3 separate regions of the Homo sapiens genome follow, and regions 1 and 2 are each linked to region 3. The links are chromatin loops, found by intact Hi-C in ENCODE. Cell type or tissue: Caco-2. All regions are shown on one strand. Region 1 overlaps MAP6 (microtubule associated protein 6). Region 2 overlaps LOC105369392 (a long non-coding RNA gene). Region 3 overlaps MAP6 (microtubule associated protein 6).

Region 1 (8,000 bases), 47 kb after region 3:
TATAATAAAAAAAAAAAGAAATTCCAATTTAGAAGGTCTGGGGTAGAACCCAGGAGCCTGAGTGGGGCCCAGGATCTGCACTGTAAACAACCACTTCGTGTGATTCCAATGTAAGTGGTCTGGACCACCTGAGAGAAAGCCTGCTCTGGCTCAGGGATTCTCAGACTTTAAAATGCTGATGAGGGTCTGGCTAAAATGCAGTCTGATCCAGTATTTCCAGGGCAGGACTTGGGGATTCTGCATTTCTGTTAAGCTTCCAGGTGAAGCTAATGCTGTAACCCTGGGAGGTATCTTTCCTCGTTCTGTTCATTTCCTCTGCCTGAGATGCCACGCTCTACTTCATCTAGCAGAATTCTACTCAACCCCCAGAGTCCCACTCAAATGTTAGTATTTCAGGAAGCTTCCTCTGGTCTGCAAGTCTATTTTAGAGGTCAGTAGTGTCCTGAAGCCAGTTCACAATGGCTGAAGAGAGCCACAGCTAAATTTTCTGGAATTTTATGAGCCAGTTATTAAGCACAACCATTATACAAAATTTATATAAATATACAATTAAATAAATTACACTAAAATTAAAGTAACAAAAGCTCAAAACTCATCATTTCCTAATTCTTTTAGCACATTTACTATTAGCTACGCTTTTGAGGTGATGTCCATCTACTGTAGCCTTAGGGTAGAAATGCTACACAATGATGTGCTTCTGCGCAGCTCTTCCCAACTCTGTGGTCTTCAGTGTCATGTTGGCTGACTGAAATTTGCCATAGTGGGCATATTGACACCCTGGAAATCAGCAAATGTTACAAATCAGCACTAAGTCTATCACTCTGTTGACTGAGTAGATTTAAGAAAGTAATGGAGTAAATGTTAATAATGCAGATTAGGCTTAAAAATGGGTTGTATCTGTAGTTGTTACATTGTAAATAGCATAAAAAATTGAGGAACTACATTTCCAAGATTCAAAACTATTATCTGATTGAACAAAGATACCCACAACATTGACTAACTAGTTCTGGTATATGTCTTTATACAACTTCATTGTTTCTCTCTTACCTTCTCCTTAATACAAACAAAAATATCAGCCAACATACACACCAGGCTCTCTGGTCTTGGCACAGAAGCAAGACAATGAAGAGAACATCCCATTCATCATTGTTTGGAAACCTTGCCATAAGACACACATTGTGCTTCTGTGGTGGCACTTAGGCCTTCCACTTTCAGAAGGTGACCTGTGGCAAATGTTGCTACCCTACCAGCCACAACAGAAAGTATAGCTGGAATGCCAAGGCTAAAAGCTGAAATACTACTGCAACTAGTCGAATGAGACACCTAAAAATTGTCACCGCAGACCTAGGCATGGATTCTATAAAGGAACAACACACCTAAATCCAAGAGGGCAGCTGTTGCAGCATCCAGTTCATCTCAAGCATTTCAATGATTAGTCAGCACAATAAATGTTCTGGTTAAAAAAAATTCATGTCAGAATACACTTGTTTGTCAATAATGTGAGTGACTTCCTTGCTAAATCAAATAGTAATCAAGCCTGTATTCATAGTCTATTTTGTGATACTATTATTGGCAGTAGAAATATAAAAACTGATGGTAGACTTTGCAGGAAATAGAAAGACATAATGTAGTAATAGGTATTTGGAATTTACTGTAAAGAATACTGTGTATTTTATTATTATTTGTAAATTGCGTGTTCACATCCACTATGTTACTAAAATTTATTATTATGTATGTGTTTTATATATATATATATAAATATATAAATTTTTTTTCTTGCAGAGCTGGTTATTCACATTTGCCAGCACACTACTGCAGATGTCCCTCCTTTGTGTTTTATAGCAACCCAATCTTGCCTTGTTTTGTATGCTTATGAGCCTATACTATAAATCCTTGATTTACATATTTGTTTCTTCATCCAGAATGAAGGCTCCTTGACAGCAGGGATCCTGGATTTTCTAGCTTTACAACCCCAAAGATTAGTAAGGTGCTTGGCAAAGAGGAAAACCTTTGTAAATGTAGAAGACAAACCTCACTTCAACTGTGAAGTCTTTTCTGACACTCACAATTGATAGAACTAGCCACTACTGCACATCCACAGCAGTTTCCACACATCTCACAACTCCATCCTGGCAGTCCCAGAAATGGAACTCAGAAAAGGCTCTTGACTGTATATTGAACACAGTGATAAGAATAAATGCTAGCATTTCCTGAGCACATGTTATGTTGCCAGGCACTTTTCTATGTGCTTTACACACATTAACTCATTTAATCCCCACCCCTATGAGGTAGGTGCTGTTATGATACTTCTCACTTTACAGATGAGGAAGGTGAGGCTCAGAGAAGGTAAAGAGCTCCCCCAAGTTATTAAGGAGGAGAGCTGGGATTAGAACCCAGGTAGTCCAGCTCTAGCCCTCAATGAGTGAATGGATGAATAGATGGATGATTTGAAAAGCAGCCCGTCTCTTAGGCAGTTTCTGATTCTATATATACCAATTTGCATTTCAACATCTTAGAAAACAATTCTATTCTTAGAGGTGCATGGTTACAAACTTATTTTTCATTTTTTGAGGTCTTTCTCAAGGCTTGGGACAGGGCAGAATTCTCCCAATCTGCTCGGGAGTGCTAAACATTGGTTCCAGGGCCCCTCTTCTCCAGTTTTCTACTGATGGATTTGGCAAATACTCTTCCCAGGGCCTGATTTTGCAATAGTGTATAAATCACTACCATAAAGGGCACATGATCTAGGGAGGGGAAGACATAGGCTTCAGAGTACCAATTCAGGAAAATTAAGCCTTTAGTTATTAGCTGTGTGATACTGGGTAAGGTATTCAACCTCTCTGAATCTATCTATCTGACAGAGTTGTGACGACTAGATATAATGTACACAAAGCTGTTACCATTATTTTTACTACCACAACTACTGCTGCTAATAGTTAATATTTATGGTATTAATTTTGTTATGTGTCAGGTACTAATCCAAGCAGTTTATATAGTAATTCACTTAATCCTAAAAATAATTTTTCATGGTAAATGCCATTATTATCTTTATTATCTCTTAATACCAGAGGTATTAAGTCACAGAGCCTGGATTCAATCCAGATGTGCCTGATACCAAAGTTTACCAGTACACAGTATTTATTCATCCACTACAATAGACTATGACAAAAACTTTGCAATATTGTACTGGTATTCCTAGACAGTGATATAAGACAAAATTGAAGAAATAAGAGGAAGAAAGATTGTAAAGGCAGAGACAATATTGTCATCATTTGCAGATAATACAATGATTTATATAGAAAATCTAAGAAAGAAAATTTGGTTGACTGAGTTAAGCTCCCCTCTCCCCCACAAAATGCATAGAAATGCTACATAAAATATAGTAAAATATAATAAGTCTTTTTTATATTCATAGATGAGCTCCAAAGAAAGAGAATCTTCAGATGCAGGAAACCCTGAATCAGAGCAGTAAAGGCAGCTAAAAGCTGAAATACCTCTGGAACTGGTCGAATGAGACACCTAAAAATTGTACGCCACAGACCTAGGCATGGATTCCATACAGGAACAACACCTAAACCCAAGAGGGCAGCTGTTGCAGCATCCAGTTCATCTCAAGGATTTCAATGAAGGCACCTCTGAGTCAGAGCAGTAAACGTGAGAAGTGACTGCACTGCTGCCGAGAGGACACTTTGGACCCCAGTATCAGCTCTAACGGCAAGGCAAGGAGAAGAGACCTGGCCCTCTGTAGAATGGGGAGTGGGAACTGAAACTCATGCATGAAGCAGGGCCACAAAGGTTGCCCCACGGTGTAATGGAGTCACTGGCCCAGGGAAGTCTAAGGATGTCCCTTTCTGTTTAGGGTTCTGGGTGGGGGTGGGATGGAGTCGGGGAACCTGCCACTATCCATCAAAACCCTAAGTGAGAGTCATGCATGGGTGTGGAATCCCTATTTGCAGCACCCACAGAGTACAGAATTTCCAAGCTGAGGAATTAAGGTAAAAATGAACCCCAGACCAGTGAAACCCTGAAATATTTCTCAGGAATGAAAGCACAATTGCTCCAGAGGGCCATTTTCACAATCCACAATAAAAACTTAAAACCATATGAGGAAATGATCTGCCATGAGGATTAACATCCAAAGAACTTGAGAAAACATCTAACTTAGACTACAAAATAAATGTGTTTAAAAAGCTTAAAGACTTAAACAAAAAAGAAAACATAGTGAAACAATAGGACATGATGAAGAATACACATATTTGAAAAATCAAACAGAACTTCTAGAAATGAAGTATCATAGAAATTACAATTTTACTGAATGAGGTACATATCCTATTTGAGAAAATTAGTGAAAGACTGAGAAAATTTCCCAGAATGAAGCACAAATAGATAAGATATATGAAAAATAAGGAGTGGTTTAAAGACGAGGAGGATATATTGAGAAGAAATAAAATATGTGTAATACAAGTTCTAGGGGAAAGAATAGAGAAATAAAGAGAGGCATTATTCAGGGATACTAGATGAGAAATTCATGGAATGGAAAAAGTTACATGTCTTCAAATTCAGGAAAATAACTAGTCTCAAGCATGATCCATAAAAGCAAGTCCATACTTAGATGCATAATAGTGAACTGCAAAACAGCAAACACAGAGAGAAATCTTAAAACAAAGAGGAAAGATTCCATAGGAAGGAAGGACAATTACAGTGATAGCAGACTTCTCACAGGCAACAGCAGAGGCCAGCATACCATAGAATGGTATCTTCAAAGTGCTAAGAAAACATTATTGTCTTTCTAGAATTCTTCTCTCAGTGATACTATCTCTAAAGCAGGAGAGTGAGATAAAGATCCTTCAGGCAAAGGCCATATTTTCAGCAGAAAAGAGTGGGATTCAAGAAGCAACGGCTGGCTGGGCTTGGTGGTTCACGCCTGTAATCCCAGCACTTTGGGAGGCCGAGGCAGGCGGGTCACTTGAGCCCAGGAGTTCAAGACCAGCCTGAGCAACATGGTGAAAACCCATCTCTATTAAAAAAAAAAAAAAAAAAAAAAAAGGCAAGAGCAGTAGCTAATGCCTGTAATCTCAGCACTCTGGGAGGCCGAGGTGGGCGGATCACCTGAGGTTGGGAGTTCGAGGCCAGCCTGACATGGAGAAATCCCATCTCTACTAAAAACACAAAATTAGCTGGGTGTGGTGGCACACGCCTGTAATCCCAGCTAATCGGGAGGCTGAGGCAGGAGAATCACTTGAACCCAGGAAGTGGAGGTTGAGGTGAGCCGAGATGGCACCACTGCACTCCAGCGTGCGCAACAAGAGCAAAACTCCATCTCAAAAAAAAGAAGCAATGGTGAGTAAAATATTAGTAGATATGGGGGCAAATCTAAATAAGCATTGGGTATAAAAATTGTATTACTAATTATTTCTAAATTGAGGATTTATAAAGCAAAGATGAGGTAAAATATAAGACAAGAAAAACATGGAAATTGGGAGCAGTAGAGCTTGATTAATTTGAAACTTTTTTTTTTTTTGAGACAGAGTCTTGCTCTGTCACCCAGGCTGGAGTGCAGTGACATGATCTCAGCTCACTGCACCCTCCGCCTCCCAGGTTCAAGTGATTCTTCTGCCTCAGCCTCCCAAGTAGCTGGGATTACAGGCATGTACCACCAGGCCCAGCTAATTTTTGTATTTTTAGTAGAGACGATTTTTTTTTACCATGTTGGCCAGGCTGGACTCAAACTCCTGACCTCAAAGTGATCCCCGCCTTGGCCTCCCAAAGTGTTAGGATTACAGGCATGAGCCACTGTGCCCGGCTGAAACTTACTTTTTAATTCTTAAATAAAAATAAGAATAGCTACTAAAAAAAAAACCCACCTGATCAAAAAAAAAAAAAAAAAAAACCCACAAAAATGAATGTGTAACTTCCACGTAGAAGGGAATACAGAAAAATGTTCAATAGAAGACAGAAATGCATCGAAAAGGAGTAAAGAAAAAGAATCAAAGGAGAAAATATTAGAATTAATAAAAGAATTAGCAAGTTCAAAGGTAAAAGACATAACAACGCTGTTCCTACATACCGCAACAACCAAGTAGAAATGATAACAGAAAAAAACTCATTCATAATAGCAACAAAATCTAGAAAACGTATAGGAAAAATCCCAAGGAAAAGAGACCTTTTTGAAGAATATAAAAGAAGACTTGAGGAAAGGGAATGACATCTTGTTTATGCATAGAAAGACGCAGTATTATAGAGATGTTAATCCTCAGATTAATCTATAAATTTAACCTGAGGCCAATCGAAATCCCAACAGTATTTTTTTGCAGTACTTGAGAACTGAGTCCAACATAAATACGAAAGGATAAATGTCTGAGAAAGGCCAAGACAATTCTGAAAAAGAACAACCAAAAGAGATCTGTCCTGTTAAAAATCAAAGCGTATTACAAAGCTATGACAAATAAGTGTGGCATTTTTTTTAGAAAAAGACAAACAGACCAATCCAACAAAATACAGAGCCCAGAAACAGATCCAGAAACAAATGAGGGAACTTGCTATATAATAGTGGGAACTTTTTTAATCAAGGAAAAAAGAATTACCTGTCAGACAAATAACGGATTTGGGATACTTGACTTCCCACATACAAGAAACACAGGAAATTGTACTCTATCTCACACTATACACAAAATTGAACTCCAGATGTATTACACATCTAGATGTGAAAAACAAAATTTAAAACTATTAGAAGAGGTTGGGTGCAGTGGCTCAAGCTTGTAATCCCAACACTTTGGGAGGCCAAGGCAGGTGGATAGCTTGAGCCCAGGAGTTCAAGACCAGCCTGAGCAACATAGTGAGACCTCGTCTCTACCAAAAATAATTTTAAAAACTAGCCAGGTGGAGTGGTGCATGCCTGTGGTCCCAGCTACTCAGGAGGCTGAGGCGGGAGGATTGCTTGACCCTGGAAGGTCGAAACACAAATGAGCTGTGATTGAGCCACTGTACTCCAGCCTGGGCAACAGAGTGAGACCCTGTCTAAAAACAAACAAACAAACAAACAAACAAACAGAAAATTATTGGAAGAAAATAGTGCCTTTATAACTTTGGGATAGTGAAGCATTTCTTACATTAGCAATAAAAAATAAATGATAAAGGCAAGGACTAAGTCCACTGAATACACTAAAATGAAAAATTTCTGCATGACGAAAGATACTATAAACAAAGGTAAAAGACAAACCACAGAAAAAAGATTAGTAATCAGAATCAATGCAGGCAAGTAAGAAAAAGATAACACCTGAATAGGACAATGGGAAAGGGTAGGAATATGCAATTCACAGAAGAAGAAATGCAAATTGTGTATAAACACATGGAAAGTTTCTTAATTTGACTCAAAATCAGGGAAATATGAAGTAAACAAAACATTTCCATATTATGAAGTTGGCAAAAATTTTTAAGTCTGACATTATAAGACAAAGGGGGTACTTTTATATACTATTAGTTGAAGTATAAATGGGTCCAGCCAGTAAAAAGAACATTTTTTCAACATTTAATAAAATACAAAATGTGCATAACCCAACACCCAACAATTTCTCTTCTAACCCTTTAATATATTCACAGCTAGACATGTATAAGGATATTCACTGCAACATTGCTTGTGATAGTAAAAATGTACAAAAACCTAAACATAAATAGGGAAATAAATAATATGTGATATTGTCATATGATGGCAGATTTATACAGCCATTAAAAAGAACGATCTGTATATGTATGGGTATTTACGTATATGTGTGTGTTTGCATTTTCTCAAGATATGTGATGTTGGGTGAAAAAAACAAAGTGACAGAATGATACACAGTGTAGGATGCCATGTCAGAAAGCACACATAAATGCAAGGCCTTACACAGCTCATGGATGAAGAGGTATACATGAAAGTATACCTCTTTATAACAGTGATGACTGCCCAGGGGGCAAGGGAAGAAGCAGAATGGGTCTGGGCCTAGTGGGGGGGAAAAATAACA
Region 2 (8,000 bases), 99 kb after region 3:
GAGATGGAGCTTGCTCTGTTGCCCAAGCTGGAGTGCAGTGGCGCAATCTCGGCTCACTGCAGCCTTGACCTCCCAGGCTCAAGTGATCCTCCTACCTCAGCCTCCCAACTAGCTGGGAACACAGGCATGCACCACCATGCCTGGCTAATTTTTGTGTTTTTTGTAGAGACAGCAGTCTCACTATGTTGCCTAGGCTGGTCTGGAACTCCTGGGCTCAAGCAATCCTCCTGCCTCAGCCTCCCAAAGTGCATGAACCACCACGCCTAGCTTGATTTCATTCTCTTTTATGGCTACATAGTATTCCATGATGTATACGTACCACATTTTCTCTGTCCAGTCCACCATTGATGGACACTTAGTTTGATTCCATGTCTTTGCTGTTGTGAATAGTGCTGCAATGAACATGTACATGCATGTTTCTTTTTTGTAGAATGATTTCGTTTCATTTAGAGATATACACAGTAGTGGGATTACCGGGTCAAATGGTAGTTCCATTTTTAGTTCTTTGAGAAATCTCCAAACTACTTTCCACAGTGGCTGAACTAATTTACATTCCCACCAGCAGTGTATAAGCATTCTTTTTTCTCCACAGCCCAGCCAGCGTCTGTTATTTTTTGTCTTTTTAATAGTAGCCATTCTGACTGGTCTGAGATGGTATCTCATCGTGGTTTTGATTTGTGCTTCTCTGATGATTAGTGATGTTGAGAATTTTTTCATATGTTTGTTGTATATCTCCTTTTGAGACTTCTCGAAAGGAGTGTCTGTTCATGTCCTTTGCCCACTTTTTGATGGGGTTATTTGTTTTTTGCTTGTCGAGTTGTTTAATTTCCTTATAGATTCTGGAATTAGACCTTTGTCAGATGCATAGTTTGCAAATATTTTCTCCCATTCTGTAGGTAGTCTGTTTACGATGCTGATAATTTTTTTTCTTGCCGTGTGGAAGCTCTATAGTTTAATTAGGTCTCACTCATCAATTTTTTTTTTTTTTGCAATTGCTTTTGAGGACTTAGTCATAAACTCTTTGCCAAGGCTGATGTCCAAAATGGTATTTCCTAGGTTTTCTTCTAGGATTTTTATAGTTTGAGATCTTAGATTTACATCCTTAATCCATCTTGAATTAATTTTTGTACATGGTGAGAGGCAGGGGTCTAGTTTCATGCTTCTGCATATGGCTAGCCAACTATCCCAGCACCATTTATTGAATAGAGAGTCCTTTCTTCATTGCTTATTTTTGTCAACTTTGTCAAAGATCAGATGATCGTAGGTGTGCAGCTTTGTTTCTGAGTTCTCTATTCTGTTCCATTGGTCTATGTGTCTGTTTTTGTACCAATACCACGCTGTTTTGGTAACTGTAGCCTTATACTATAGTTTGTAGTTGGGTAATGTGATATATTCAGCTTTGTTCTTTTTGCTTAGGATTGCTTTGGGTATTTGGGCTCTTTTTTGGTTCCATATGAATTTTAGAAGAGTTTTTTCTAATTTTCTTCTATCTCTTTTATCTAATCAAATTGCTTTGAATATAAATATAGAAATAGCATTGAATCTGCAGATTGCTTTGGGAAGTGCAGCCATTTTAAATTATGTTAATTCTTCCAGTTCATGACATGGAATATTTTCCATTGCTCTGTCATCTCTGATTTATTTCAGCAGTGTTTTGTAGTTCTTCTTGTAGAGATCTTTTACCTCCTTGGTTAGATGTATTTCTAACTATTTTACTTTTTGTGTGATGATTGTATATAGGATTGCATTCTTGATTTGGCTCTCAGCTTGAATGCTATTGGTGTATATAAATGCTGCTGACTTTTGTACTTTGATTTTGTATCTTGAAATTTGACTAAAGTCATTTATCAGGTCGAGGAGCCTCTTGGTAGAGTTTTTAGGGTTTTTTAGGTATAGAATCAAATCATCAGTGAAGAGAGAATTTGATTTCTTCTTTTCCTATTTGGATGCCCTTTATTTCCTTCTCTTGCCTAATTGTTCTGGCTAGGATTTCCAGTACTATGTTGAACAGGAGTGGTGAGAGTGGGTATGCTTGACTTGTTCTTGTTCTTTAGGGGGAGTGCTTCCAGCTTTTGCCTGTTCAGTATGATGTTGGCTGTGGATTTATCATGGATGGCTCTTATTACCTTATTTTGAGATATGTTCCTTCAGTGCCTAGTTTGTTGAGGATTTTTATCATGAAAGAATGTTGGATCTTATTGAAAGCTTTTGCTGTCTATTGAGATGATCATATGGCTTTTGTTTTTAATTCTGTTTGTGTGGTGAATTACATTTATTGATTTGAGTATTTGAGCCAACCTTGCATCCCATGGATAAAGCCTACTTGATCATGATGAATTAACTTTTTTTTTTTTTTTTGAGATGGAGTTTTGCTCTTGTTGTCCAGGCTGGAGTGCAATAGTGCAATCTCGGCTCACTGCAACTTCTGCCTCCTGGGTTCAAGCGGTTCTCCTGCCTCAACCTCCTGAGTAGCTGGGATTATAGGCACCCTCCACCATGCCTGACTAATTTTTGTATTTTCAGTAGAGATGGGGTTTTACCATGTTGGCCAGGCTGGTCTCGAACTCCTGACCTCAGGTGATCTGCCTGCCTTGGCCTCCCAAAGTGCTGGGATTACAGGCGTGAGCCACTGTGCCCGGCCTGAATTAACTTTTTGATGTGCTACTGGATTTGGTTTGCTGGTATTTTGTTGAGGATGTTTGCATCTATGTTATTAGGGATATTGGCCTGTAGTTTCCTTTTTCATTGTGTCTTTGCCAAGTTTTTGTATCAGGGTGACGTTGGCTTTGTAGAATTAGTTATGGAGGAGTCTCCCTCTTCCTTGATGTTTTGGAACAGTTTCAGTAGAATTAGTACCAGCTCTTCTCTGTAGGTCTCGTAGAATTCAGCTGTGAATCCACCTGAGTCAGGGCTTTTTTGTTGGTGGTAGTGGTAGGTCTTTATCGACTGATTCAATTTTAGGACTTGATATTGGTCTGTTCAGGGTTTCAATTTCTTCCCGATTCAATCTTGTGAGGTTGTGTGTTTCCAGGAATTTATTCATCCCTCTGGATTTTCTAGTTTGCGTGCAGAGAGGCGTTCATAATAGTCTTTGAGGATCTTTTGTATTTCTGTGGGATTGGTTGTAATGTGACCTTTGTTGTTTCTGATTGTGCTTATTTGGATCTTCTCTCTTTTTTCCTTTGTTAATTTTGCTAGTGGTCTATTGATCTTGCTTATCCTTTCACAATATTAAAACCATATTATGGCTTTAATTTGTATTTCCCTGATGTCTAGTGATGTTAATATATTTTCAGTGCTTGTTTTATTTTACTTTTTTTGTTTTTTTTTTAATTTATTATTTTCATAAAGATGGCGTCCTGCCATGTTGGCCAGGCTGGTCTTGAACTCCTGGTCTCAAGCAATCCTCCTGCTTTAGCCTCCCAAAGCTCTGGGATTACAGGTGTTTGCCACCATGCCCAGCCTCAGTGCTTCTTTTACATATTTAAAAATTACATTTATCATTTTAATTGTAATCATAAACAACATGGTTATTAAAATTTTTGCATGTATTGATCTCCATTTAGCAACTATACTAAACTTCCTAGTTTTAGTAGTTCATAGGTTATCTTGAATGGCTTGTTCACATAATGACAATTTTGCCTCCTTTCTCATTTTTATACCTCTCATTTCTTTCTCTTATTCAATTGTTCCTCTTATATCTCTAGAATAATTTTTCTGACTTTAATGGAAGTGTTTCCAGTATCTCACCATTAAGCATAATGTTGACTTTTGGCATAAAATATTTAGAAACTGTACATCTACTGTTATTTGACTAAAAAAGTGTTTTAAAAATCAAGAATTAATGAATTTATCAAATACCTTTCAGTCTTTTTAGAGATGATCATGCCTTTTCCACTTTAATATTAAATTATTCTTGCCTTTTTGGTATAATATCAATTTGGTTGTGATGTGTTGTTCTTTCAATGTGCTTCAGAATTCTACTTACTAAGATGTTAAAGATTTTTTGCATTAATTTCATAAATAAGCTTGGTCTGCCCATTTCTTTGTACTGCACCTTGTTAGAATGGCCAACAGTATCACAATGACTATATTTATTCATTTATTAAAGAAAGGTCTTGCTTTGTCACCTAACCTGGAGTGTAGTGGCACAATCATGGCTCACTGCAGCCTCGACCTCCTGGACTCAAGCCATCCTCCCACCTCAGCCTCCCAAGTAGCTGGGACTACTGGCATCCACCATCACACCCAGCATTTTTTTTTTACTTTTTGTAGAGACAGGGACTCATCATGTTCCCCAGGCTGGTCTCAAACTCTTGGCCTCAAGGGATCCCCCCACCTTGCCTTCCCAAAGTGTTGGGATTACAGGTGTGAGCCACCATGCCTAGCCATGATGACTTCATAAAAAGCGTGTGGATGCTTACATTCTCTGTGCTCTGTAACGGTGCAAATGGAATTGGAGTTATCTCTTTACTACTGCCTTGACATAACTCACCTATGAATCATCTGCACCTGGGGCTTTTGGGGAGTAGCTTGTTGCCTACTTGCCAGAGAGATCATGTCATTCCCATTTTAAGACTCTTCAGTAGCTTCCCACTGCTCCTAGAATAAAATCTGTACTCCTTCCCAGGGCCTTCAAGGCCCTGCATAACCTTGCACAGGTCTATGAAACACCTCCTCCCCTGTAGTCTCCCACTGTTCACTGCCCTCCAGTCATACAGCTGCCTTTCTGGTCCTGAAACACATCAGGCGCTTCCCAGCCCAGGGACCTTTGAACTTGCTGGTTCTTCTGCCTGGAATGCACTTCTTTCAGCTCTTTACTTGACTGGTGTATTCTGTCCTTCAGGTGTTGCTTCATATCAGTTTTTCAAACAAGCCCTGCTTACCCCTCTTATCTGGTATGAGATCTGTTGTCTTTCATCACACTCTTTCCTTAATGTATCACTGATTACGCTCTATAATTATCTTGTTTATTTTTTACTTGCTTATTGTTTGATATCCCACTTTCCAACCCACTGTTGACTGCAAATTCCTTTGGGGGAATCCCCCAGGATTTTGCCCGTCTTACTTACTCGTTTTTTATTCCCCAGAACTGTGTTTGGCACATAGCAGATAGCAAAAAAAGAAAAGAAAAAGAAAAACAAACTAAAAACGTTGACAGAATGAATCAATCAAAGAACCCATGCAGGAGGGCACTGGGAGGAATAACAGTACTGTACCATTGGCAGAAAAGAGATAAGCAGGAATTAGCTAGGGTGGGGTTCAGGTTTGCACAGGTTTAGTTTCAGATGACAGCAGAGGAGCCAAGTAGAAGCTTCTGATAGACATTTGGAGATATAGGGATGGAGGGAAATGAAGAGGGTTAGGAATGTAGATTTTAGAGCGATCCTTAACCATCAATTAATGTCTTATTCACCCTTCCACTCTTCTATCAATGCATCTGTCTTTTCATCCACCTATGCATGCATCTGTTCACTGATTCATCCCATAAACTTTTGAGTAAATCATGAGCCAAGCCCTGGACCTCAGGGATGCGGTGACCAATAGACAGTCTTGGCCATCAAGACTACACATCTGGAGGGAATGGGAGGGGAGTACTAGACGTAAATTTAAATAGATTGTAGTAAGTAGTGCTATGGGGGAGCCACAAGTGCATCACAGAGGTTATAGTTGAAAACATGTACGTGAAAACAGAAGACAATCTTGAGGGCATGCCAAAAATTAGGCAGCACTGGACAGGAGAAACTGACAAGGGCTGACAAGCAAAGGAAAAAGTAGATCATGATGATAAAAGGAAAAACAGAAGAAAAATTATCTTTTTTTTTGAGACAGAGTCTCGCTCTGTCACCCAGGATGGAGTGCAGTGGTGCAATCTCAGCTCACTGCAACCTCTGTCTCCCTGGTTCAAGCGATTCTCCTGCCTCAGCCTCCTGAGTAGCTGGGATTACAGGTGCATGCCACCATGCCTGGCTAGTGTTTGTATTTTTATTAGAGACGGGGTTTCACCATGTTGGTCAGGCTGGTGTCAAACTCCTGACCTTGTGATCCGCCTGCTCGGCCTCCCAAAGTGCTGGGATTACAGATGTGAGCTACCGTGCCTGGCCAGAAATTATCTTACAGTAGGAAAAACCTGGGCTTTAGAGTCAGAGTGACTATGCGGTGAATCTTAGCCCTGTTTCTTACCAGCTTGGTAACTTTGGAGAAATGATTTATTCTCTCTGAGCCTTGGTCATCTTCTCTGGAAAACAGAGATAACAGTACAAACCTCATAGCAACGTTATGGGGCTGGGCCCTGCCTGATGCACAGGAGGTGCTCACAGATGACGGATGGGTGGTGGGGATGCTGCTGATGGTGGTGGTGGTGATGATGATGATCAATCAGGAGAGTGGTGACTGGGAGGCACTTTAGAGCCCCTGGTCCCTGCTTGTAGAGCAGTATGTTCAACCCTGGGATTTCTTGAGATGTGGATGTGAGAACATCACAGTAAGTTTTGGTGGAGAGAAGAGTGGGCCAAGTCTGTGCCTCCATCTTTTGCAGAGTGACTGCAGTTTGGATGGAAACTGGATACCAGCCATCTACTTTCTGGAAGGAAAATGCATTAGCTGCAATCCATTACACTGATTTGCTAACTCAAAATCTTTCATGATGAGTGCTGAAATTAAGTGATTACATTTTTTTCTATTTAAAAAAATATGCCTTCCCCTTGGACTTAAATAGTAAAATAGTAGGTAGGGTCAAATGCAATGGTCAGGGGAAATAGGTTTTAGTTAGAATCGATTTTGATTTTGATGCATATGGGGGACTGTGGCTTGGAACTTGGCCAAGAGGATCTGCTTTCTGCCTTCTGCACCTCTGCAGAGTGGCGGCACGCTGGACGTACTAGCGGTAGAAGTGAGGGAGCGGAGCCTATTGGGAATAGATCAACACGTCTGTCAGGCAGGTGAAGAGTGATAATACTACCTGCTTAGGCATCCAGCACTGTGCCCGGCACGCATCAGCTATAAAGCAAACAGACCTCCCAGCCCTTTCTCACATAGGTACCCTGACATAGGGTACCTCACATAGGCATCCCAGGTACCCTGGTGGCAAGGACTCTTGAAAAAGGAAAGGAAGCCAGGACAGGGTTGGTCAAACGCTGTGACCGATGAGATTGTGGGCCAAAAGTTGCGAGGGAGGAAACTCCTCTTTATCAAGTGCCTACACAGACTGCCAAGCATGGTGCTAGTGGTTTCATCCTATCACCCATAAGTTGGTATTACTTACCTCATTTTGCAGATGAGGAAATCAGGGCTCAGACGGGGGAAGGGACTTATCCCAAATCATGGAACTCATTCATATTGAACCAGCATATGAATCCAGGCTTTTCTGACCCCATAGCCTCCATTCATTCCCCAAAGCCCTGTGATGTTGGAGTGCTGGGGAAATGGCGTATTGAAAATAAGACTGAGATATGAGAGAGCCAGTGGCTCTGACCTCTCTTCACTTAGCTCAGAGCCATAAATTCTTAGAGAAGCCAAGCTTCAAGAGAGCTGAGTCTGAGCCAGCATCACTAGGGCGGGGAGAGGGGGTGGTGTCAGGGCTGGCAGGAGAGGACAGCAGAAGTATACCAGAGGGGGTTTGGGTACTCAGGATTTCCTGGATCCCACTGGAGAGGGATCCCCAGGCTCAAACCTCTTTCTCTCTTTTTCTCATCCCCAGGCCCTCTGTGACACAGCAGGTGTGGCCTGGATACCTATGGATGTGAGGAGCCTGCCACTCTCCCGCCCCAGCCACCCAGCCCTGGTGTGACTTAGCCCTAAGTTCTTTGGGAGGCCTGGCCTCTTTGCAGAGACCCAGGGACCTTTTATAGCTTCATGGCTTTGGGCCCATAAATTTTTCAAGAACTTACACAAATATTCAAGCCCTGATTTAAAAAAAATTGATGCTAAAATGTGAGCAGAAAACAACATTAAAATTAATACATGTTTAATTAAATGTCTACAGATGTGGTATTATACCA
Region 3 (8,000 bases):
CAAAACAACTCTCGCTCCGCCTCTATCCTCAACCGGACTCTGTGGGAGTGTCTCTTTTAGTAATTATCCTGTTCTTTGGTAATTATCTGCCTCTCCTGCTAGCCTGTGGGACTGTGTTTTCTTCATCTTTGCATCATGAGTATCTAGCACAGGGTCTGGCTCATTGTAGTACCTGGCAGATATTGGTGGGAAAAACACATGGCTGGTGTAGCTTCTTCTCTTTATTCACTTTTAATTTTTTTCTCTTTTATCCATTCACTGAACAAATCTACTGAGACCCTGCTCTGTGTCAGGCCCTCACTGGGGACACAGAAGTGAATGAGAGCCAAGCCCTGACTTGGGGGAAGGAGCTCCTAGAGTGAGGCAGGAGACAGACCTGTAAACACACACCACAAACATGACGCCACCACCTGGGTACAGGCACCACCTCCAAGCTGGGCCCTAAGCCTTATCGGCCTGTGTCTCTTCAAACCAGAGAGGCTCAAAGATCTTATTAGGGGCCAAGCTGTCACTTTGTTGGAGAAGTCTTCCCTCTCTATTCCATAAAAGCAAAACTCCAGAAGCCAAATCAAAGGTGCCCAGGGCTGGAAGGATAGACTGCTGGGCCATGGGTCTCCTGAGCCTCTGCTGCAATCTCCCTGGCAGGTGGCTGCCCAGCCGCTGCTCGCACTGCCTGGGGTGGGCTGCACATGCCCGGTGAGGCAGCCTCCTCCTCAGTGGCCACTGGTTAGACCTGAGCAGAAGCTTGCATTGCAGTCAGCTCCACTCCTTCCTATCTCTGCACTGATCCCTGTTTTGCACTCCAGGGCCACCCTTTTAGTGAATGCCCTGCTGGCTGCCCCAGGACAGTCTTTCAGGTATTTGAAGGGGGCAGCAACTGGGTCTGTATCCCTGGCTTCTCCAAGTAACACAAGCCCCACAACAGTTCAGACTTGGTTCCCAGAGCCCTCACATTCCAACTGCCCTCCTTACAATGTGTCTCAGTTGGCTCTGTCCCTTGGACAGTGTAACTCCAGAACTAAAGGCCACATTGTAGGTTGGTCTCCACACAGGACACACCTCCTCTGCCCTGGAGTCTATACCTCCAATGATCAGCCCAAGCAGCTCTAGCTTTATCAGTGCTGGCTGCCCAAACACCACCCCTCGCCATCCACTTAGCAACCTCTACTCCGTAACTGAAGAATCTTCCTCAGTGAAAAAACCTCTGAGCCTCTACTTCCTTTTTCTGTGTTCCCACAGTGCCCCCACCCCCACCCCCACCTTGGCAGCAGCCCTATCAGATCAGCTTCAATAGTTTTGTATCTGCCTCTCTAGACTGGGCACTTTCAGGCCAGGGACCATGCCTGCTTCATCTCTCTTTCCCTCTCTCCCTCCCCTCCTCTCCTCTCTCTCTTCCCTGCCTCTTGCCTCCTTCCGTACTTCCACAAACATTTACTAAATGCCTACTATGTGCCAGGCCATAGGGATCACTAGCATAGGGCTGGCACATGGTAGGAGGCCTACTTTCTCAATGAGGAGTTTTAAAATAGCTCATACAAGATCAAATTCTAACAACCGCATTTACATGACATGAAAATGTTTTCCTATTTTTAACTTAGCACCTTTTTTGGCCCTCCAAATGATAACATCTCTTTAAGGTTTCTGAGATAACTTTACATACAAGGCATTTGATTCTCACAACAATGGTGTCAGCCAGGCAGACAGAAAGCCCTCTCCTCACCTTCCAGAAGCGAAAACGCGGTGCAGAAAGCTGAAGTAAGTTGCCCAAAGTCACACAGTGAGTTCGGGCAAAGTCAGGACCTTAATGGAGGAGCTCTTTCCTCTCTATAGTATCCCTCCTTGTGGAATATACAGATATAGAGATTCCAAATTTGTCTGTAGATGCCTGGACTGGGCTCGGCTTGAGATGACTCTGACTGGCTCTGGCTGGAGCCAATGACTTCTGCAGGTTCCAGCTCAGAGCTCCCAACTGCATCTCCTTAGAGAGTTGCCCCTCTGGGCCCAGGCCCCCAACAACCTGGCTGGCTACTCCCACTGCACAGCTCCCCCTACCCACCAGGTTTACTTCCTAGCATTCAGCCGACCCTGAAAAAGAAGACCTTAGCCCCAGAAAGCAGTGGCATCCTGCCTAAGAGTGCCCATCCACATTCACACCTGGAAGCCCTACCTGTGCAGCTGCCAATCAGTCTACCAGCCCAGGGCCACACTGAGTCCGCCAGATGTGGCTCATCACACAGAAACACCAGCTAGGACCACAGTTAGGAGAAATGCTGCCTCCACAAGACTTAATTCTGGGTCAGGGGTGGAGGGAGTGAACTGTGTAGATCAAACTCAGCTTCTCTGACCTTCTTGTGACTCATTTTCCATAGACGAGAGTATGGAGAGTCATTGAACGTTTCAGAGCAAGCGAGGGACAGAGGAGGAGGCTGCTGTTTCAGGCGATGCACATCTCTGCAACAGGAATCCTACAGATAGTCCCAAGTGCTGGACAAGGAATGGGTTTTAGGGTCACCCAAACCTGGGTTCACATCCTGGCTCACCACTTACAAGTTGTGTGACTTTGTTCCTTAATCACCGAGTTCTGATTTGTTTATCTGTAAATGGGAGTGACACCTGCAGACTCTAACCTTACTGTGAGGATTAAATGAGACGAAGTGTGTAAAGGCCAAGTAAAGGTTCATTCCCTCCCCCTAGGCTGTGGCAACTCTGCATTTTACAAAAGTCGAATCAAGATCTGGGGCCAGCCCCTAGTTCAGGTCTTTCCCTGCCACTCTGGGTTCCCTCCAGGCAGACATGTTCTTCTGAAATACAGGGAAATGGTTGCACTTAGGTGGGTAAGTGGCTAGGTGGTTATGTTTTCTTTGTGGTTATTTACCTATTTATTTTTGCCAATGTTAAATACTTTTTCTAGATTTGGCCTGCTAGGGAGAACTAAATAAATTTCCAATTGTATGAGAAATATTTTTAAAGGCATTCTCGATTGTTTTAGCACCAAGAAGGCAAAGTCAAAGGCACAGCAGATTGTCCCAGTGGGCTGCCAGGAATCTAATAATTCTGCTAATGACCCTTTTTAAAATGTAAAGTGTTGGACTAAGGCAGCGCTCAATTCTTGTCTAACACTATGCTCCTGGGAACTTGCAAATCATCATTGTCTTCCCCCAACCCCCATCTAAAGCAAAGGATCGGATCTTGAGCAATTAATCAAAATTGGTTTCCTGCATCCAGAGGGGATCACTCCAAATGAATGTGGAATTGCAGAGATGGATCTGCACCAGCTGATTTATAGGGTGTGCTTAGAGAGCAGGGGCCAGATGAAAGGCTGGGGGACGGGAAGAGGCAGCAAGAGCCAACACTAGATGGCGTTAATCTCAGGCCATTGTGTGGCAGGAGTGGATTCACCTTGTGTAGCTCCAGCTGCCATACTGTTAGGGACCAGGGGCAGTAATTAACTGGGAAGCTGTGGTCAGCAAAACTACCCATAACATGAGCTATTGGCGAGGGCATTGCACACTCCAGTTTGCAGAGGACTTTTGCATGCCTCCCCATGGGGCCCTCACCGCAGGCCTGGGAATCAGGTATCCCTTGCTTTCAGAGCTCTTGCCACCTGCTATCCTGAACTCTGAAAACAAACAGGTCGAAATAAATAAAATTATCCCTTGCTGGCCAAATTCTTGCTTCCTGAATTGGGAACCAAATATATTCGAAGAGTGATCGATATTTGTATTATTGTTATCTATTGGAGGCTTAAAGAAATTAAGAGACTCAGTTAAGGTCACACAGCTAGTAAATAGTAGAGCTTGGATTTAGAACCAGGCCTGTTGGTTATAATCCTTGCTTGGAATTAGACATGCCTGTGAAATGTGTGGTGGTGGGGAGGGTCCTGTCACCCTAGAGTTAGGAGCCCTGAACTGAGCAGGGAGTGAGATTGGCCAACCTCTTAGATTACCCTGTAACCAAGGGCCCATGATTTTATGCAATCAAGACTGTTTAGAAAAAGTGGCTATCTAAAGTACAGAGGTATGCAGGCCTGAACAGAGGCCAGCCAGTATAAAACCAGCCATTGACTGCTCTCTGGTCTGCAGTTGCTGTGACCTCTCACAAAACTGCCCCTTTCATGGGAGCAGAGACAGTTAATAGTCAGAGAAGAGCCTTGTGGAAGCACCATGGTGAATGTGGAGGCAGACAGTGAATCTCATCATTCATTCACTCACTCATTTTTCATTCAATGAGCACTTTAGAAGACACTGTCTATGGTAGGCTTTGGGCCAGAAGCTAGGGCTACAAAGGTGAACAGAGATCTGGCCCTTGCCCTGGGGGAGCACGGTCTGGTAAGGGGGATACACACATGAGCGGATGACACAGTACATGTGGCAAGTTCCATCATGAAGACACACAGGGAGCAGCTTACCCAGCTTGGGAGGTGCGGGAAAGGCTTCCTGGAGCTGTCCCCTGAGCAGAGTCTTGAAGGATGAGTTAGCCAGGTGGAGAAGCAGGAGAAGGGCATTCCAGGCAGGTGGACAGCAAGGGTAAAGGCATGGAGGTGAGAAGCAGCATGGTGCACCGAGGGAACAAGAAGCTTCTGCACCACGAGGAGCCCACGGATGGTTTAAAGCACGGGGTGACGTGGTCAGATTTGCATAAAGATCCCTCTAGCAGCTTAAACCAGTAGCAAGCAGTGGCAGTAACTTTTAAAGCTCAGCATCTGAAGCTCTCTTGGCCCCAGATAAGAGTTCTGGGGCCATCTGTCGAGATCACTATATACAATGCCAGGTTAACAAGTAATTGAGGCCCATTACATGAGGACAAGGGACAGAAATTTAAGCTCAATTCCACTGGCTGAAATAAAATGCTCAAAATGGCAGTCTCAGATCCAATACTTATATACTGCAGATAATAATGGATACCAGTTTTATCTTGGTACCTCCAGGACTGAGTATATTTTTTGTGAATGAAGAATCTGCTGGACAATTCTGCATTTAGTAACCTACATTGCAGTCACCCAGGCAAGCTAGTACCAGAAGGAGAAAAACTGTGTATTGGCTGTGATAATTGGTCAGTATAGCCAGGACGTCTGAGCCAGATGTATATAGATCTGACCCCATTCTTATTTTCCCTCAGTTTGTATCCGGGTCCCAAGATTTAAAGAGGGTACTAGGCAAGCTTGCTGGAGGACCTGGAATGGCCCAGCCAGAGTGTGGCACTGTGGGGTATGGGCTTAGTTTTTATTGGGGGGTCCCACTTGTCTGAAACCTGATTCTTTTCAGGCCAGCTGAGCCTCCTTCAGGTGAGAGGGATAGACAGCAGGCTATGGAGCTGGAAGCCTGGATTCCAGTGCTTTCTCCATCTTCTAAGCCTGACCAAGCTGGCAGGTGTCCCCTCCTCTTTGAGCTTCCCTTTCTCCTCTGTTACATGGGGCCAACACCTGCCCCATAACATTGGGAGGGTTCAGTGGAATGGCACAGAAAGAAACGCTTCATAAGCAACGCATACATATAAATTGTTAGAATATTACCATTTAGGTCTGTGGACTCAAGGTAATTCAATAGCTGTAATTCTTTAAAAGCAATCTTCTTAAGAATGTTTGCCTCAATCAACTTCGTGTATTACTAACAGCTAAGTATATATCTGTCAGAAAGTGGACAAGTACTTTCAAGTACTCTAAAGGGAGGGGAAGGGCGTGAAGTGACATGTTTAGTGTCCTCCAGGGGTTCCCTACAGCCCTCATGTCATTTCATCCTCATTCTGCTCCTCTGAGGGGGGGTATTAGTGTCCCCATTTTCAGAGGAGGACACTAATGCTCCAGGAGGTTAGTGAGAGACACAGCGTTGCACGGCAGCACTGGTTTCCACTCACGAACTTTGTAAATGCCTAAGTGCACTGTCCATGTTAACCAGTATTCATAGGGTAAATAACAAAATACATAATGGTGTTAATTCTAGTTCTCCCTGTTGTAGGAATTCTAGGATGGTCTAGGTGTTATGAGGATATATGCATCAAATGGCAGTGGGGTGGAAGTAGGGGTTGAAACACATGCCCGGTTCTGTGAGAGTGGAGTTTGGGCTCCCTTTGTTTGAAACAGCTGTCTTTCCTGTTCCAGTGGCCTTGGCTGCCCTAGCCGCTTTCCTAACCCTGCTGGTCTCAGGTGGTGCTAGGGGTGAAGCCTTGCTTTAACGCAGATGGTTCACAGGTTATATCCTGAAAGAAACTTCTGTACCTATGGTCCTGAAAATGTGAACTGCTTTGAGACATTTTAGCAGTAAAAGGAGCCTTAAACCACAGTGACACACTAAAGGAGTCCATAGCCTTTGTGAAATGGGACTTGACGCTCCTCAAATCTATGAGAAGTGAGAAGCAGGTTGTAAATTCTTAAACCCTAGTGAAACAAAAGAGGGAAGAATTTCATGAAGAACACAAAAACTCTAAGGAAGAATTGAAATACATTTATAGCTAACTTAGCAACAATGACCTATTTTGAAAATAGGGGGCTGGTTTGAATTTTGTTTGTTTGCTGTTTCAGGGAGGTAATGTGAGTGATGGGTTATAGATTTGCCTCCTGGGGCTCTGGGCAGCAGAGGGGAGCATGGTGGGAACCACAGGCGGAAGAGCCCCTGGGGGAGCCCTGAGCACGTGGGCAGCACTGACAAAGCTGGCAAGGCCCCTGCCTTCCTGCCTTCTCCATTGCCCAACGCTTGCCCTTTCTCTGACTCTGAGTGTGTCTCACCTTCTCGCACTCTCTTAGGTTACTCTAGGTGTCTTCATATGTGTGCTTTCCTGTGTCTTTTTCTCTCTGTGCCGCTATTTCTACCTCTCTACTTCTCGCCTGTCTTTCTTACCACCTCTCTCAATCCCCGTTTTGTCTCTCTCCCTTAACTCATCAAAAGAGAGCTTAATAATATGCTTTTATGTATTTGTTTTATTTCTTGAGCAGCTTTTGTGTTTTCTGCCTCATACAAAAGTAGACAGGTGGGTGGGATGTTTTCTATTCATCTGGAAAACAAATACATACGGCTTTTCATTTATACCACCCTTGAATGATTTCTACCCCTGCCTCCCCCAAAACTCAGCAATCAGGTCCAGCAATAAAAGTCCACCCTAGGGCTCCTAGCTTAGAGCAAGAGAGGATCTGTAGTGTTGCCTGACGCATAAGCAAGCAAGAGAAGCATGACAAGGGAGCATGCAGGGTGTAGGTACGCTTTGGGCATATGGAAATGGAGATCCCAGTTAGCAACCGCCCACTCACGTGCACCAGGCCTCTCCACCACCGAGCTCTGTCACTCTCCAGCCTGTGCCATGACCCTCCCAAGGGAGCTACCCCCCCAGAACTGAAGTTCACCTGGTGTTTGATGGCCCCCCTCCGACCTTTGCTTGGGCAGACCCCTCTATCTAGCATGCCTTGGCCACCCCCGGCTCTGTTCACCTGGTCAACACCTACCCATTGCTGAAGTCCTCCCTGATCCATGGAACCAGCTAGAATGGCCTCCTCCTTCGTGCCCCACTGTGATCAGAGGCGGGGTCTCAGTCATCCTGGTTTCCCTAGTGCCCAGCACAGTGCCTGGCACATAATAGGTATTCAATCAACATATGTTGGAAAAATGAAGAGTATAAAATCTTTTGTCTTCCACTTTACCAGAAGGATAACAAAGTGGGCAAACTTGGTCCTAGCTTTCAGGTTCCCACCCAGCCCCCCAGTTTTCCATTTCTAGACTTGCTCCCTGCAGTGGCCTTGCCCTTACATATCCACACCCCAGCTGCTTTCCAGGGCTCCCTCTGCCACAGAGCCTTCCGCAACTCCCCAGCCCTAGTTGGAAGAAGCCTGTCCTTCATCTGAGTTCCCAACTACCTGATCTGTTGTTGCTTGGTGGCCTGTCTGGTGGCTGTTTCAGCACCCCCACATAAGGCACACACACGACTGTCACCCCCACAACCCACAGTGAGCCAGCCCCCTATGGGTGGAACATCCACAGTGACCATAGATTAACTGAGCAAGTGAAGGCATCTCT

Evidence for each region. Peaks named below come from ENCODE experiments on the same cell type or tissue, not always from the same donor. Only the 100,000 strongest peaks of a DNase experiment are listed, where the experiment ranks them.
Region 1: it touches region 3 in a loop (2.4-fold over the local background); 5 of 110 quality-filtered maps call a loop at or near these places.
Region 2: a loop joins it to region 3, with 6 times the contacts of the local background. A loop is called at or near these places in 9 of 110 quality-filtered maps.

Annotation. Positions count from the first base shown.
Region 1 is chr11:75,641,478-75,649,477 of GRCh38, forward strand. The region is part of intron 1 of MAP6 (microtubule associated protein 6); the gene reads right to left. It also overlaps the pseudogene LOC100419542. Among named protein-coding and RNA genes, the nearest start is that of MAP6, 24 kb to the right of the region's middle. In Caco-2, no CTCF peak of the experiment used is centred here; DNase peaks (open chromatin) are centred at 3,674 and 4,904.
Region 2 is chr11:75,693,609-75,701,608 of GRCh38, forward strand. It overlaps LOC105369392 (a long non-coding RNA gene), which reads right to left. Exons shown (of 3, transcript XR_950316.4): 3 at 7,950-8,000. Among named protein-coding and RNA genes, the nearest start is that of MOGAT2, 20 kb to the right of the region's middle. In Caco-2, no CTCF peak of the experiment used is centred here; a DNase peak (open chromatin) is centred at 4,743.
Region 3 is chr11:75,594,478-75,602,477 of GRCh38, forward strand. All of the region lies in intron 3 of MAP6 (microtubule associated protein 6), which reads right to left. It overlaps MAP6-AS1 (MAP6 antisense RNA 1), which reads left to right. Exons shown (of 2, transcript NR_145823.1): 2 at 1-188. Among named protein-coding and RNA genes, the nearest start is that of MAP6-AS1, 15 kb to the left of the region's middle. In Caco-2, a CTCF peak has its summit at 3,353 (motif pointing right); a DNase peak (open chromatin) is centred at 3,384.